Linked DNA regions of Homo sapiens: region 2 is linked to region 1. The links are chromatin contacts, found by Hi-C or POLR2A ChIA-PET in ENCODE. All regions are on one chromosome and are shown on one strand. Each heading gives the region's core, a stretch centred on a gene start or an enhancer-like site at or near the end of the contact. The rest is flanking DNA. Distances are from core to core; before and after follow the strand shown. Region 1 overlaps LTBP1 (latent transforming growth factor beta binding protein 1). Region 2 overlaps FAM98A (family with sequence similarity 98 member A).

Region 1 (7,478 bases), core at 2,051-4,550:
GCAGCCCACCCTAAGGGAAGAAGCATGGAAAGGGGCCAGCCTGTAAAATCCTAGCTAGGTCAAGGTTAAACACTGCACTTGGCCTTCAGGTGCCCACTTGGGTCTCTTCCAAGTGAACTTTCCTTTCTTTCCTGCTCTAAAGCCTTTTTAAATCAACTTCCATTTCTGCTCTGAAACTTGCCTGGTCTCTTTTTCTGCCTTATACCCCTCAGTCAAATTCTTCTGAGGAGGCAAGAACTGAGGTTGCTGCAGACCTATATGGATTCGTCACCGGTAACTCAGACACCTTCTATGGGTGACACAAGGACAGCAGTCATACTGGATTAGGGCCATTCCAATGACCTCATTATCCTTAATTACCTCATTAAAGATCCGATCTCCAAATCTAGTCACTTTCTGAAGTATCAGAGGTTAAAATTCCCACATATGAATGTTAGGGGAAACAATTTAGCCCATAACAAGATCTAACAAATTTAATGATTAACTTGTAAAAGACACTACATTAACAGAAGACCACTGGAAAAGATAAAAGTGGGGAGAGTGGGATACAACTTATACACATGTACTCATTGACAATTACTCTCAGGTAGAATTTTTTCTACAAAAATGGTGATTTATTTAACATACAATGGTAGATATATTGGGGATCATCAAATTTTTAAAAATTTTTGTTGGGCTTACTTTACATATTACAATACTAACGTAAGCTTATAAACTCTTCCATTTCAGTGAAGGAAAGGGATCCAATTAACACCTGCTAGCAGCTTGGCTAAGAACGGACATTAAAATCAGACAAAACACTGAAAATATAAAGTACTTTTCTCCAAATGTGTATACAAAGTTTTGGAACAAAATCACTGCCTGCTCCACAGGACAGACAATTTGAATTTCAAAAATGCTCCAGGCCGGGAATTGCATAACCCTGTGTAACAATACTTATAATACAGCTTAACAATATTGTATCGAAGACTTTTTCATTTGAGATTTTTAAAAAACTGAAGTAAAAGAAAAACAGTAGCCAAGGAACTGCACAACCAAAAAATGAAAATTATATAAAATATTTCCACCACTATTTAAATGCCAAATTTAATCAAGCAATAGTAAAAAAACAAAACAACATAATAATACAACCTTCTGTTTAAAATAACAGCACTGTTCCACCTCTCTTCCATTGAATTTTACATATGAACAGACTATATATACTGGTTTTTTAGAGAAATGTCCATTTGGTCTGCCACACCTATCGGGCTCATCCTAAATCCTCTCATTGTCTTCAGAGGACTTGCAATTCCATGCTGTTTCTGTATTTCCAGCCTTCCGGGGTAGGTGCAATGTCTCAAGTATAATACATTTCTCCCTTTTCCTTTACACAGTGCAGAGTATATGGGCTTAGGTTATGTAGATTCTGTTTCACTCCAGGTCACTGTCTTTCTCTAAATTCAAGGCGGTATTCAACGGAGTGCAGTAGTTTGGCTTGTCAGAAGGCACGTAGCCTGGCAGACACAAACACTTGTAGGAACCATCGGTGTTAATGCACTTGGCATTCTTGCAGAGAGACATCCGGTTGTTCAACTCATCGCATTCATTTACATCTGCAATAAGTCAAGCCATGCAGGTAAACAATCTTGGATATTATTCTGTGAGGACACATAACCTGAGGCTTACCTGAGGCCCTTCCCCCGACCACCCCAAGGAAGCTTTCTCGTCATTGCTTCAGTCACAGACAAGACGAAGATGACTTTTTTGAGATCTTAAAGAGGCAGATTATCAGGGAGGTTCTAGAACTTCTTTCACTGTTATCTAGCAAAACATGAGCATTTTGTGAGCTTGACATTTTCTAGTAGAACCTCAAGGAAGTTGGAGGAACTATATTACTTCCAAATTCCTTCCCATAGGTATGGAGGAACTGCTAGATTTGTCAAGAGGAACCAGATACCTACGCAGAGGCCTCTCCATACAGCCTGTCTAAAGCCTTCCATAACATTCACAGACCTCCTTCTACATGAGACCCATTTAGGCTCTCACTCACTTGAAACATCTGTTAAGAAGCTAGGTTACCTATTTTACAGACACACCATGGATTAAAACTAACAAAAGCAAAGTGGGCAAAAGGACTGCTTCAAGATGGAGAAGAGGCCAGGCGTGGTGGCTCACGCCTGTAATCCCAGCACTTTGGGAGGCCAAGGTGGGCGGATCACGAGGTCAGGAGATTGAAACCATCCTGGCTAACACGGTGAAATCCCGTCTCTACTAAAAATACAAAAAAAAAAAAAAAAAAAAATTAGCCGGGTGTGGTGGCGGGTGCCTGTAGTCCCAGCTACTCAGGAGGCTGAGGCAGGAGCATTGCTTGAACCTGGGAGGCAGAAGTTGCAGTGAGTCAAGATCACCCCACTGCACTCCAGCCTGGGCGACAAGAGTAAAACTCCATCTCAAAAAAAAAAAAAAAAAAGAATTGTGGTAAAATACACAGAACATATTTACCATTTTAACCATTTTTAAGTATATAGTCCAGTGGCATTAAGTATATTCATACTGTACTTAATGTACATCTCCAGAACTTTTCTCATCTTCTCAAACTGAAACTCAGCAAATCTATCTTAAATGTTCTCTACTGACTGAGATACGGGGTGTCAGGAAAAAATTAATGTCCCATAAAACACACGTCATTCTTACCGACACAGGTCATCTTGGCCGTATCCAAGTGATACCCATCAAAGCAATCGCAGGTGTAACCTTCCTGGACCCTCACACAGCGACCATTTTCACATCCATTGAGGATGCCGCATTCCTCAGCCTGTAACTCCTCAAAGCTATTTAGAAAACCTGGAAAGGAAAGGGCAGAAGCTAAGTTAGAGCTTCTCAACTTCCTATATCATTTTGTAAATGATATTTAGATGATGGTTCATTTTCCAAATAGACACATATATGTCCATACATATTTCAGACATCTTAAAGTTAGCATTAGAAATACTGAATGTTGCTGTGTAAAATAGCATAAAAATAAAAAACTTGTATATTTTGTGCAGAGTAGCCTCATTTTGAATTCTGATATTCTATGTTAAAATCACATAAAACGAGAAAGCAAGTATGGTTTTTGTTTTTGCTCTTAATTATTAAAAGTGTTCATCCAAAGTTCCAAACTTCGTGAGTTTGCAGTAGGGCAAGTGTCAGACTCTCAGAACAGAACCAACAGAATTCACTATCGGAGTCTAGTAAGCATTTGCTAAGAAGGTCCGTAAGAGTGTGAGGCAATACGTTTTCAGCCGGCGTTTGTAAGACCAGAGAGAAGCAGGCTGGCTCTGCCATGTGTTTGTTTGCTCTGGCTACGGAATGAGCCTTACAAAAGGGCTCCCAGGGGATCAAAGGAAAAATTCAGTAAAAGGGCCTCAAAACATCCTGATGAATGAGAAAGAACATCATACTTGTGTTTAGAAAACCCAAAGTCTGGGCTCATGCCTATAATCCCAGCACTTTGGGAGGCTGAGGCGGGCAGATCGCCTGAGGCCAGGAGTTCAAGACCAGCGTGGCCAACATGGTGAAACCCTGTCTCTACTAAAAATACAGAAAATTAGCCGGGCGTGGTGGTGGACACCTGTAATCCCAGCTACTTGGGAGGCTGAGGCAGAAGAATCGCTTGAGCCTGAGAGGTGGAGGATGCAGTGTGCTGAGATCACGGCCACTGTCCAGCCTGAGCAACAGAGCAGGACTCTGTCAAAAAAACAAAAGACAAAAAACCAAAAAACAAAACAAAACAAAACACACACACACACCAAAAAAAAACAGAACCAAAAGTTTTTTTTTAAGGAAACAAAGAAACTCTTGTTTGGCTCTTTTTATAGTTTAGATCTCTTGAAACCAAGTCAGAGCTAGACTTTAGAGTTTTTGTGATGTAAAAACAATTTAGCCAGGCATCAAGAGTGTTTAGCTCTCATTTTGCAGAGGAAAGTTCTAAACATAAATCCACAGTGACCCAACACACTGTCATGTGGCCTCTCATCTCCTGTCTCTTCCCAATAGTACCACAAAGTAGCTTCAAAAAAAAAAAAAATATATGGCTAGAACTTTCTATCTGGCCTTTGAAGTAATTCTCCAGTGGAACTGCAGGGGGCAGCAGGCAGCAAAATATCATTGCTTATGGAGGGCAATAAGGTCTAACTTGGAGGAATTGGACAAGGATATGGAGTTTGGTCTCCTTGATCACCAAAAAGCAACCAACTTAGCCAGCTTTTTTTTTTTTTTTCTAAACAAGGAAATAAAGACTTACTTGTTACTTCTCTTAACTACAACAAAAAAGAAGTTTCAACAATGACTAAAGTGCCTGAGGTCAACATGAAGACAAATTTGGTCAGAGTTTCTCTTACATTCTAAGATTAGGTGCCCTGAGGGGAGATAGGTGAAGAAGAAACTTTAGAGCATGCCCTTCAGAGAAGAAAGTGGGTTTTAGAGATGACCGAAAAATATACAATAAGTGAATCTTAAATTATCTGTTTGGGTAAGAACAATACACTGGTATTGGGGGACTTGAGTTCCCATTCCCATTTCCCTATGTGTACCTTGTAAACTTGGGCAGAAAGCTTATTTTTCTCACGTATGAAGTAAAAGCACTGAATTTTAGGATCTCTAAAGCCCCACTCAGTTATAGGTTTATTTTGTGGAAATGAACCATGGGATTTGAATCAGAGGAACTCGGTCTTCTGCTCATGCCTGTGACCCTGGCCAAGTCACTTGATTTTGTTGAAACCAGGTTCCTCATTTAAAAATAGAGAAACGATGCTATGTAGAATGGCATACCCAACATTGAACACAATGTCTGCACTCAGTAGAAGTATTTTGTAATGAATGAACACTTTTCTACCTTGTAAAGATTAAATGAGATTTGGCATAAGTTTGGGGGATAAAAAAGAAAATATGGTACATATACACCATGGAATACTAGGCAGCCATAAAAAAGAATGAGATAATGTCTTTTGCAGGAACATGGATGGAGCTGGAGGCCTATCATCCTTAGCAAACTAACGCAGGAACAGAATACCAAATACCACATGTTCTCACTTGTAAGTGGCAGCTAAATGATAAGAACTTATGAATACAAAGAAGGAAACAGCAATGACTTTCTTCACGGAATTGGAAAAAACTACTTTAAAGTTCATATGGAACCAAAAAAGAGCCTGCATTGCCAAGACAATCCTAAGCCAAAAGAACAAAGCTGGAGGCATCATGCTACCTGACTTCAAACTATACTACAAGGCTACAGTAACCAAAACAGCATGATGCTCGTACCAAAACACAGATACAGACCAATGGAACGGAACAGAGCCCTCAGAAATAATACCACACATCTACAACCATCTGATCTTTGACAAATCTGACAAAAACAAGAAATGGGGAAAGGATTTCCTATTTAATAAATGGTGCTATGGTGCTGGGAAAACTGGCTAGCCATATGTAGAAAGCTGAAACTGGATCCCTTCCTTACAAAATTATACAAAAATTAATTCAAGATGGATTAAAGACTTACATGTTAGACCTAAAACCATAAAAACCCTAGAATAAAACCTAGGCAATACCATTCAGGACATAGGCAGGGGCAAGGACTTCATGTCTAAAACACCAAGAGCAATGGCAACAAAAACCAAAATTGACAAATGGGATCTAATTAGACTAAAAAGCTTCTGCATAGCAAAAGAAACTACCATCAGAGTGAACAGGCAACCTACAGAATGGGAGAAAATTTTTACAATCTACCCATCTGACAAAAGGGCTAATATCCAGAATCTACAAAGAACTTAGACAAATTTACAAGAAAAAAAATCAAACAACCCCATCAAAAAGTGGGAGAAGGATATGAACAGACACTTCTCAAAAGAAGACATTTATGCAGCCAAAAGACACATGAAAAAATGCTCATCATCACTGGCCATCAGAGGAATGCAAATCAAAACCACAATGAGATACCATCTCACACCAATTACAATGGCGATCATTAAAAAGTCAGGAAACAACAGGTGCTGGAGAGGATGTGGAGAAATAGGAACACTTTTACACTGTTGGTGGGACTGTAAACTAGTTCAACCATTGTGGAAGACAGTGTGGCGATTCCTCAAGGATCTAGAACTAGAAATACCATTTGACCCAGTCATCCCATTACTGGGTATATACCCAAAGGTTTATAAATCATGCTGCTATAAAGACACATGCACATGTATGCTTACTGTGGCACTATTCACAATAGCAAAGACTTGGAACCAACCCAAATGTCCATCAATAATAGACTGGATTAAGAAAATGTGGCACATATACACCATGGAATGCTATGCAGCCATAAAAAATGATGAGTTCATGTCCTTTGTAGGGACATGGATGAAGCTGAAAACCATCATTCTCAGCAAACTATTGCAAGGACAGAAAACCAAACACCGCATGTTCTCACTCATAGGTGGGAATTGAACAATGAGAACACTTGGACACAGGATGGGGAACATCACACACCAGGGCCTTTCGCGGGGTTGGGGGAGGGGGGAGGGATAGCTTTAGGAGATATACCTAATGTAAATGATGAGTTAATGGGTGCAGCACACCGACATGACACATGTATACATATGTAACAAAACTGCACGTTGTGCACATGTACCCTAAAACTTAAAGTATAATTTAAAAAATTTAAAAAAAGAACTTACTCATATAACCAAATACCACAAAAAAAAAAAAAAAAAAAAAAAAAGAAGAAGAAGGAAACAACAGACACTAGTGGAGGGTGGGAGGAGGGAAGCAGAAAAGGTAATAACTATTGGGTACTGGGCTTCACACCTAGGTGATGTAATAATCTGTACCACTAACCCCCATGACATGTTGCCTATGTAACAAACCTTTATATGTACCCCTGAACCTAAAAGTTAAAAAAATTTGTACCATAAAAAAAAAATTGAGTAATACATCCATGGCAGGCCCATTTTAAAACTTTAAAGGAGAACAAGAGTCCCAGCTACTCAGGAGGCTGAGGCAGGAGAATCTCCTCAGCTCATGGGGTGAAGACCAGCCTGGGCAATATAGTGAGACCCCAATTTAAAAAAAAAAAAAAGTGACACCACATACTCAAAGCCAGTTAAGAAACACACAAAATAAAGACTTAATCTACGACAATATTTTCAGATCCCATGTATCACAGCAAAATGATTTCTACTTCATATCTAATACCTTTTTTATTATTACAGAAATTAAAACATAAAAAGTAAAACTTGAAACTCCCCACACATCAGGCAGGCTCCCCAAAATACTTCTGCAGGACTCTAAAACAGGTCAGGACACTACAGTCTCTGGTCCAAATCTGGCCTGCTACCTATTTTTGTAAATAAACCCAGCCACGCCCATTTGCTGCTGTGCTATCTAGGGCTGCTTTTGTGAAACTACAGTAGAGTTGAATACCTACAACAGAAACCACATGACCTGCAAAGCCTACAAATTTTACCATCTGGGCTCGG
Region 2 (7,478 bases), core at 3,007-5,506, 190 kb before region 1:
TACAGGGGAGCAGCAGTGTATCCATAGTCCATATTTTCCTGTGTGTTCATTCATCCATTCAGCAAATGTTCATTGAGTGCCTACTGTTGTCAGGCACTGTTCTAGGTGCAATGAAGGACTTCTGTAGGCGTGAGGAGTGGGACCAGTGAGTGTCTTTATCTTGTGGGTCTTTTACATTTGCATTTCAAAACATCCTCCACCTTTGCCTCTGTCAGGAATCTTCTTTTGATGGCAAGATATGATGGGAATTGGGAAGATGAGGATGTTTTACTTTTAGAGTTTTTATTCATTTATTTATGTTTTTGTGTCAGTTAAAGGAAACATTAGCAAAAGTTCCACCTAATCATGTGGGAAAGCCTTTACTGAAGAAGCCAATGGGACCAGCCCACTGGGTGAGTAGTAATCATCTTGAGTAAACTTTGTAAAGAACTATAGAGTTTATGATTTTCATGTCAACACTTACATTTTGTGCTTTTTAAATTATGTTTTCTTATACATAGTTTTCTAGTTGAACACCCTTAGAATCATTTTGTGAATCTCAGGATTTCTGCAGAATATTTTTATTTGTGTAAGATTAGAAGCACTTTTCTCATACTTTGTAAATATTTCACACAGCTGATAAAAGTAAACTGAAATTAAGTATGGTGCATGTTTCTCGTTGCCAAATGGATTGCCTTCAAGCCAAAAACTTCACTGGGCTGAGCTTCACACAGTAAATTATGGGAAAGATAAATAAGAATTGTGTACTTCACATACTCTTCATTATGTTTTGTGAATCAGCTTTTTGTCACCTATCATTTCATTAATTGTTAGTATATTATATGGAATAAGAACTTTTGACTGTTAAATGGCCGGGATCTCAGTTATGAATGACACAGACGTAGTTTTTGCCCTTTTGGGACAGAGAATCAAGCAGATTTAAACTCTAACTAGTCTTTTTAATTTTGCTTCAGGAAAAGATAGAAGCAATTAACCAAGCCATAGCCAATGAATATGAAGTCCGGAGAAAGCTGCTAATAAAACGTTTGGATGTCACTGTACAATCCTTTGGCTGGTCTGACAGAGCTAAGGTACACATTAAATAATTTAAAAGAGCAGACTATTTATAGACATGATCCCTGAACATCTAAACAATTTAGCTACTTGGCAACTATGGGAGAAGTACATAGAAGACACACATAGGGATTTTTCCTTAGTGAGTTATTGAGTAGTGGCTCTTTCAACTATTCAGCAATGATGAAAACATTTATTTTTCAATTTTCTATTTTTTAACAAATCTGAATTTTACAGTTCTTATTGGAGAGAGAAGTTCTTATTATGAGAGAAATGGAGTTATTCTGAAAATTACTAAAATAATAAATTGATTTCAAATTACTTGTTTACTTTAAATAATTTAATTTGCTAATAGAAGTTAGAAATATTGGATTTGGTATGATTTATAGACAATTGGAGAATTTGGTAAGACTTAAGTTTTTTTTCAGCTAAATGAGACAATCCAGGTAAAGACCTTGGTCATTCAGCAGATAGTTATTACCTCATAGAAACCAAAGATAGGAAAATTAAAAAGCAAAATTGTTGAAATAGCTTTATATTCTTATATTTAAATAGAGAAAATGAGTATGTTTGATCTGAGACCAATGATGGGGGAACCTTTTTATCACGTTGGCCTCATAACCCTAAAGGGGCACCCTCTCACTCCACCCCTGCCCCCACAGTCCCTGTCACTCCTTGTTGTGTCAACAAGTCTGGCAGCTGTACTTTTAAGGTAGTTCTTGACTATGTAGGAGCAGTAGTGAGTATATAACTTTTCCTACCATCTAGAGCCTAGTAAATATCATTATCAGATATTTTGGAGACCTTTAACTTATTTAATATGTGTTTCTTATGTCATTTTGAAAATTGACATTTCTCTTTGAACACTTTTCTTTCAACAGAGCCAGACAGAAAAATTAGCCAAGGTTTACCAGCCGAAACGTTCAGTCTTATCCCCTAAAACTACTATTTCTGTTGCCCATCTTTTGGCTGCAAGGCAGGACTTGTCAAAGATTTTAAGGACAAGCAGCGGCTCTATAAGAGAAAAGACTGCCTGTGCCATCAATAAGGTGATTAGAGTACCTTTAATTTTTTCCAAATGCATTTATTTCTGTTCATAAAATAAAAGTTTAAAATATCTTTCCTATTCTGTAGGTGTTGATGGGCAGGGTGCCTGACAGAGGTGGTAGACCCAATGAAATCGAACCTCCACCCCCAGAGATGCCACCGTGGCAGAAGAGGCAAGATGGCCCCCAGCAGCAAACAGGAGGCCGAGGAGGAGGGAGAGGTGGCTATGAACATTCCTCATACGGAGGACGAGGAGGTCATGAACAAGGAGGCGGGAGAGGTGGACGTGGTGGCTATGACCATGGTGGCCGAGGGGGAGGAAGAGGAAATAAGCATCAAGGAGGCTGGACAGATGGAGGGAGTGGTGGAGGAGGTGGCTACCAAGATGGTGGTTATCGAGATTCAGGTTTCCAGCCAGGTGGCTATCATGGTGGCCACAGCAGTGGTGGCTATCAAGGCGGAGGTTATGGTGGCTTCCAAACATCTTCTTCATATACAGGAAGTGGATACCAGGGTGGTGGCTACCAGCAGGACAATAGATACCAAGATGGCGGGCACCATGGTGATCGTGGTGGTGGTCGTGGTGGGCGAGGTGGTCGTGGAGGCCGAGGTGGTCGTGCAGGCCAGGGAGGAGGCTGGGGAGGAAGAGGGAGCCAGAATTATCACCAAGGGGGTCAATTTGAACAGCATTTCCAGCATGGAGGTTATCAGTATAATCATTCTGGATTTGGACAGGGAAGACATTACACTAGTTGAGGCTACCGAACCTTACATTTTGCTAGAGCTCAAGTAATAGAAACTTAGTTTCAGAATCCTGAATTCAGCACCTATTTTGAATTAATGTGAGACCACAGGTGGCAGGCAGATTCCTGCTTGGCATAAGCATTTGTAGGTCTTCATTCAATTCTGTTAGATTTTTTTATTGGACTTACATAATGCCGTTTATTTGAGAAACACATAACATCTCTCCTTTCTATGAAAAATTTTTTAAAAGGTGGTTAAAATTGCCTTTAATTGCCCAGTAGACTAATTCCACAGTCAGAACATGCAAACTTTTTTGAAGAAATTACTTGAATAAGTAGTTTTCATGTTTTCAATATGCAGTTTTGAAAATGAGGATTCACCTAGACTTTTTTAGATTTACTACTAGGAAACCTTCCTCATATGAATAACCATTTATATGTGTTTTGCTTAAAGTATTCCAATGCCTATTTTCCAAGCACAGTTCTGCCCCCCGGTTGACTTTTATGCCACGTGTGCTTCATGATGGAACTTTTAGGTCAGTTCCTATTAAATGAGCTCTTTTGCAGATAGCACATTCAGTAGCCTTATTTTGTTGATGGAATACTGTATCATATGCTCAACTCTGAAAACCTTGAACACGGCCAAAATCCATAAAGATTATAAAAGCAAACTAAGTTGTGAAGCTATAGTACATGTAGGCATTTAGTTAAGTATAGCAATTCAAACTGACCTGCATCCATCCAAAACAAATTCCTCCTTCAACCTTATTTTTACTTGAAATTTGCTAGAAGAAATAGCAAACCGAAATTTGTTTTATGCATGAGTTAATACCACTGGCTCAGCAAATACAAGTTAGTTTGCTTTAAGCAGGTAACTTTTTTTGTAATGGAAGAAATGCACTACAAAGTTAAGACAGATTTTTGCTAAGTGCAGGAGGCCCTTTATTATTGCTGCAGAAAACAAAAGCCTGGCTGAGTTGATGTTTTACATTCTCCCTTACTGAAATCTACATGACATGATGCTTCTTGCTGGGTTTTTGTACATGTAAACATTGTCAAGCTGTGAAAGAAAATGGCTGGAGGTGTGCTTTGTGTGAAAGGTGAGCAATAAAGTATCTGTTAAGTTCTCTCTTTGGTTTGAGTTTTATTTTAGCTACTGAATTATTCTGGACTCTTGCGTCAAGCTGATGAGCTAAGGCTTTTGTTCCCAAAGATTCTTGAGTATTTCCTTAAAACCTAATTTTAGTGAAAGGTGACTTTTATCCTAAAACCTTAAATAAATGGAAAAATGGCTCTTTCCAGGTTTTCCTTTTATAATAATATAGCTAGAAACCGTCACCACTCATCTCTGGCCACTGGGTGTAGCTGTTGCTACACATACTAGGCAAAAATGTTTTTAGGGTTTTTTTGTTATTTGCTTCTCCATTCTTCCTAAGATTGGGGGACTTTTTTTAAAAAAGGAAGTAACTGAAAATATAAATATGTTTATCAAAAGAGAAATTGTATTTCCTTTCTACTAAATTGGGCTTTTTTAAAGAATCAACTCATGTCATGCCATTTAAAATAATCTACTTGCTACTGAGATAAGCACATTCTTCTAATACTAAAACCATCTTTGAAAACCCACATTGATCCTTTTAACTTTACCTGTTTATTTTTCAGCTAACATTTACAATTATTTTAAAATGTTCAAATTTGAAGACAATTTCAAGTGTTTTATCATTAAAGTAAGTTAAGGTTTTAAGTTGTCTTGAATGTTGTGTTGGTTTCTTTAAACTGTTAAGTAATTATGTTTATATAGGATTTCCTATTAAAATTGTCAAGGTTTCATATTTTAAATGTATCATATCTTAGGATGTATTTATATTTAGTATTTGCTTTGATCTGTTTTGTAGCCTCAGACTCCACAATATAGCTAATGAATACAGGTTTCATTCTTTTGAAAAATATTTTGATTTATCTTTACGGTTAATAGATTGCTTTTTCGAATATAAGGATGTAAGAACACAAATGATACATTTCGCCCTGATAGTTCTGAAATCTGCAGCTCCTGCTTCAAACTAGATTTTCCCCCAACATTATTATTTTTTAAAAAACTTCTATGTTCAGGGGTACATGTGAAGGTTTGTTATACAGGTAAACTTGTGTCACAGCGGTTTGTTGTACAGACTATTTCATCATCCAGGTATTAAGCCCAACACCCGAAGGTTATCTTTTCTGTTCCTCTAGTTCCTCCCACCCTCCACCCTCAAGTAGACCCCTATCTGTTGTTTCCCTCTTTTGTGTTCATGCGTCTTCATCATTTAGCTCCCACTTATAAGTGAGAATATGTGGTATTTGGTTTTCTGTTCCTGTGTCAGTTTGCTAAGGATAATGGCCTCCAGTTCCAGCCTTGTTCCTGCAAAAGACAGGATCTCATTCTTTTTTATGGCTATATGGTATTTTATGGTGTGTACATGTACCACATTTTCTTTATCCAGTTGGTCATTGATGGGCATTTAGGTTGATTCCGTGTCTTTCCTATTGTGAATAGTGCTGCAGTGAATATATGCGTGCATGTGTCTTTATGGTAGAGTGATTTATATTCCTCTGGATGTATACCCAGTAATGGGATTGCTGGGCCGAATGGTAGTTCTGCTTTTAGCTCTTTGAAGAATCGCCATACTGATTTCCACAATGGTTGAACTAATTTGCACTCCCACCAACAGTGTATAAGTGTTCCCTTTTCTCTGGAACCTTACCAGCGTTTGCTGTTCCTCCCCCGCCTCTCCCCATTCTGAAACCATAAAAGAATTGAGTTTTTTCTCTTGAACATAGATCAAGTTCTCTAGAAACAGGATATTTCAAACCACCAGTTAGTTTTATTGTTATATTAAAGTTCTTAGGTTTTGTATAGAGAGTATCTTTTGATCTTATATGCATTCTTAACCTTAACTTGTAAATAATGATTTACTGGAATATAGGGCATATGAGAATTTCTTGGAGAAACAAGCGAAAAATATTAGGAGAGAATTTTTAACATGATATCTTAAACTGTTATCTCTTAAAACGGATACAGTGAGACAGACAGTACCTTTAGTTAATGTTCTGTTTCCTCCTACTACTAGGAACTAGAATAGGATGTCAGTATTCTCTATGAAAACTATTAAAGATATACCACTATCATTTTTATTTCTTGCTGTAGATCCAAACTAATCTAGTGTCCAACTGTGGTAGACATAGAATAGGCAAATTCTTGCTGAGGGAAGGCATTTGAATCATTTCTATATATACTTAATTGATTTCCCAGTGCCCAGATTACCTCCATCCTTAGACTTAAATATTTTTAGGTTGTGCCCATTGTATCTTTCTGGATACTTTGTCTACCTATATTACATCCTTTTGAAAATAGTTTTTAAATATGTTTATATTATTTAATCATACCCCCGCCTCCCACTTTAGGTAATTTGGATAGCATTTGATCCATTTGTTTTTTAACAGAGAGGGTTACCTAAATAAAATTTAGGTATTTATTTGTATTTTACCTAAATAAAAAAATGAGTTTACCTGAATGAAAAAGTACATTCATCACAGAATACTTAGCATTTTATGACTTCTTATTTTCCTGTTTTTCTTGTTTTTCTCATTCTTCATTATCATAGTAATAACTAGAAATGCTTTTTTTTTCCCTGTGGTTTCCATATTTGTATACACTAATGTATTCCTAGGGTTCAAATCACTGATTCAAACAGGTATGCATGTCAGTGTTTGAACTCACTTTCCGCTTGCACAATTTTAGTCACCTGCAGATGTGCGGTTATAAGTTGGAGTAAACATAACTGTTGGTATGAGAACTTCCACAGTAAATCATTCCCTGCCCACTAAATGTAATAAAGAGGCCGGGGGCAGAAATAGATAGGGAAGAAAAAAAAAATGTTTCCTAGGAATTTGGGTCGGGGAGAAAAAAACCTCTTAAAATGATTGGTATTTGTTAAATTGAGTTATAATTTTTTCAAGAAGAAAAAAGGCCTGGCCAGGCACGGTGACTCAGCCTGTAGTCCCAGCACTTTGGGAGGCCAAGGTGGGCGGATCATCTGAGGTCGGGAGTTCAAGACCAGCCTGGCCAACATGGTGAAACCCCGTCTCTACTAAAAATGCAAAACTTAGCTGTGTTTGGTGGCGGACGCCTGTAATCCCAGCTACTTGGGAGGCTGGGGCAGGAGAATGGCTTGAACCCGGGAGGCAGAGGTTGCAGTGAGCCGAGATTGCACCTCTGCTCTCCAGCCTGGGCAACAGAGGGAAACTCCATCTCAGGGAAAAAAAAAAAAAAAGAAGAAGAAAGGCCTGTAGTTCAGTTCAGTAAAAATGAGTGTCTGCTATATTCTAGCACTGTGCTGGGCTGAGGTAGAAAGTCCATGGCTTGAGAAATGTCTCAGCATGGACTGAGTGACAGAGCCAGAAACATAGGTAATTGTAGCATAAATAATAATGAAAATTATGTGTGGGTACTAGGAGAGCATGGTGTTTCTGTATTGCTTATATGGGGTGGAAATTGGCAGAAATTGGAAAGATTGCAGGGGTCAGGTAATAGAGGGCTCTCCATGCCGTCCTGAGTAACTTGGAGCTACTTTGTGTACGGTAGTATACCAATAACAC

Evidence for each region. A loop is a pair of places that touch in the nucleus more often than their neighbours do. ChIA-PET counts read pairs that join two places held with the same protein, here RNA polymerase II (POLR2A). Pooled maps may share reads with other maps.
Region 2: a loop to region 1 is called in a map of PC-9, with 3 times the contacts of the local background. The contact joins two enhancer-like sites. A Hi-C loop is called at or near these places in 6 of 168 maps with a recorded cell type or tissue (HCT116, PC-9, aorta and 3 more), 22 of 37 single-sample maps with no recorded cell type and 16 of 50 pooled maps. POLR2A ChIA-PET finds 5 or more read pairs at or near these places in 3 of 52 experiments (B cell, K562 and WTC11).

What each region holds. Positions count from the first base shown.
Region 1 is chr2:33,392,478-33,399,955 of GRCh38, reverse strand. LTBP1 (latent transforming growth factor beta binding protein 1) reads right to left here. Exons shown (of 34, transcript NM_206943.4): 33 at 2,674-2,823; 34 at 447-1,592. The coding sequence ends at 1,411. Among named protein-coding and RNA genes, the nearest start is that of MIR4430, 22 kb to the left of the region's middle. Within about 2 kb of position 3,300, at least 3 of the 41 ENCODE cell types and tissues checked have a DNase peak (open chromatin) inside an H3K27ac peak, as active enhancers do.
Region 2 is chr2:33,580,154-33,587,631 of GRCh38, reverse strand. It overlaps FAM98A (family with sequence similarity 98 member A), which reads left to right. Exons shown (of 8, transcript NM_015475.5): 5 at 312-392; 6 at 954-1,070; 7 at 1,935-2,102; 8 at 2,188-3,972. The coding sequence ends at 2,856. Among named protein-coding and RNA genes, the nearest start is that of RASGRP3-AS1, 14 kb to the right of the region's middle. RefSeq lists an enhancer at 3,364-4,183. Within about 2 kb of position 4,256, at least 3 of the 41 ENCODE cell types and tissues checked have a DNase peak (open chromatin) inside an H3K27ac peak, as active enhancers do.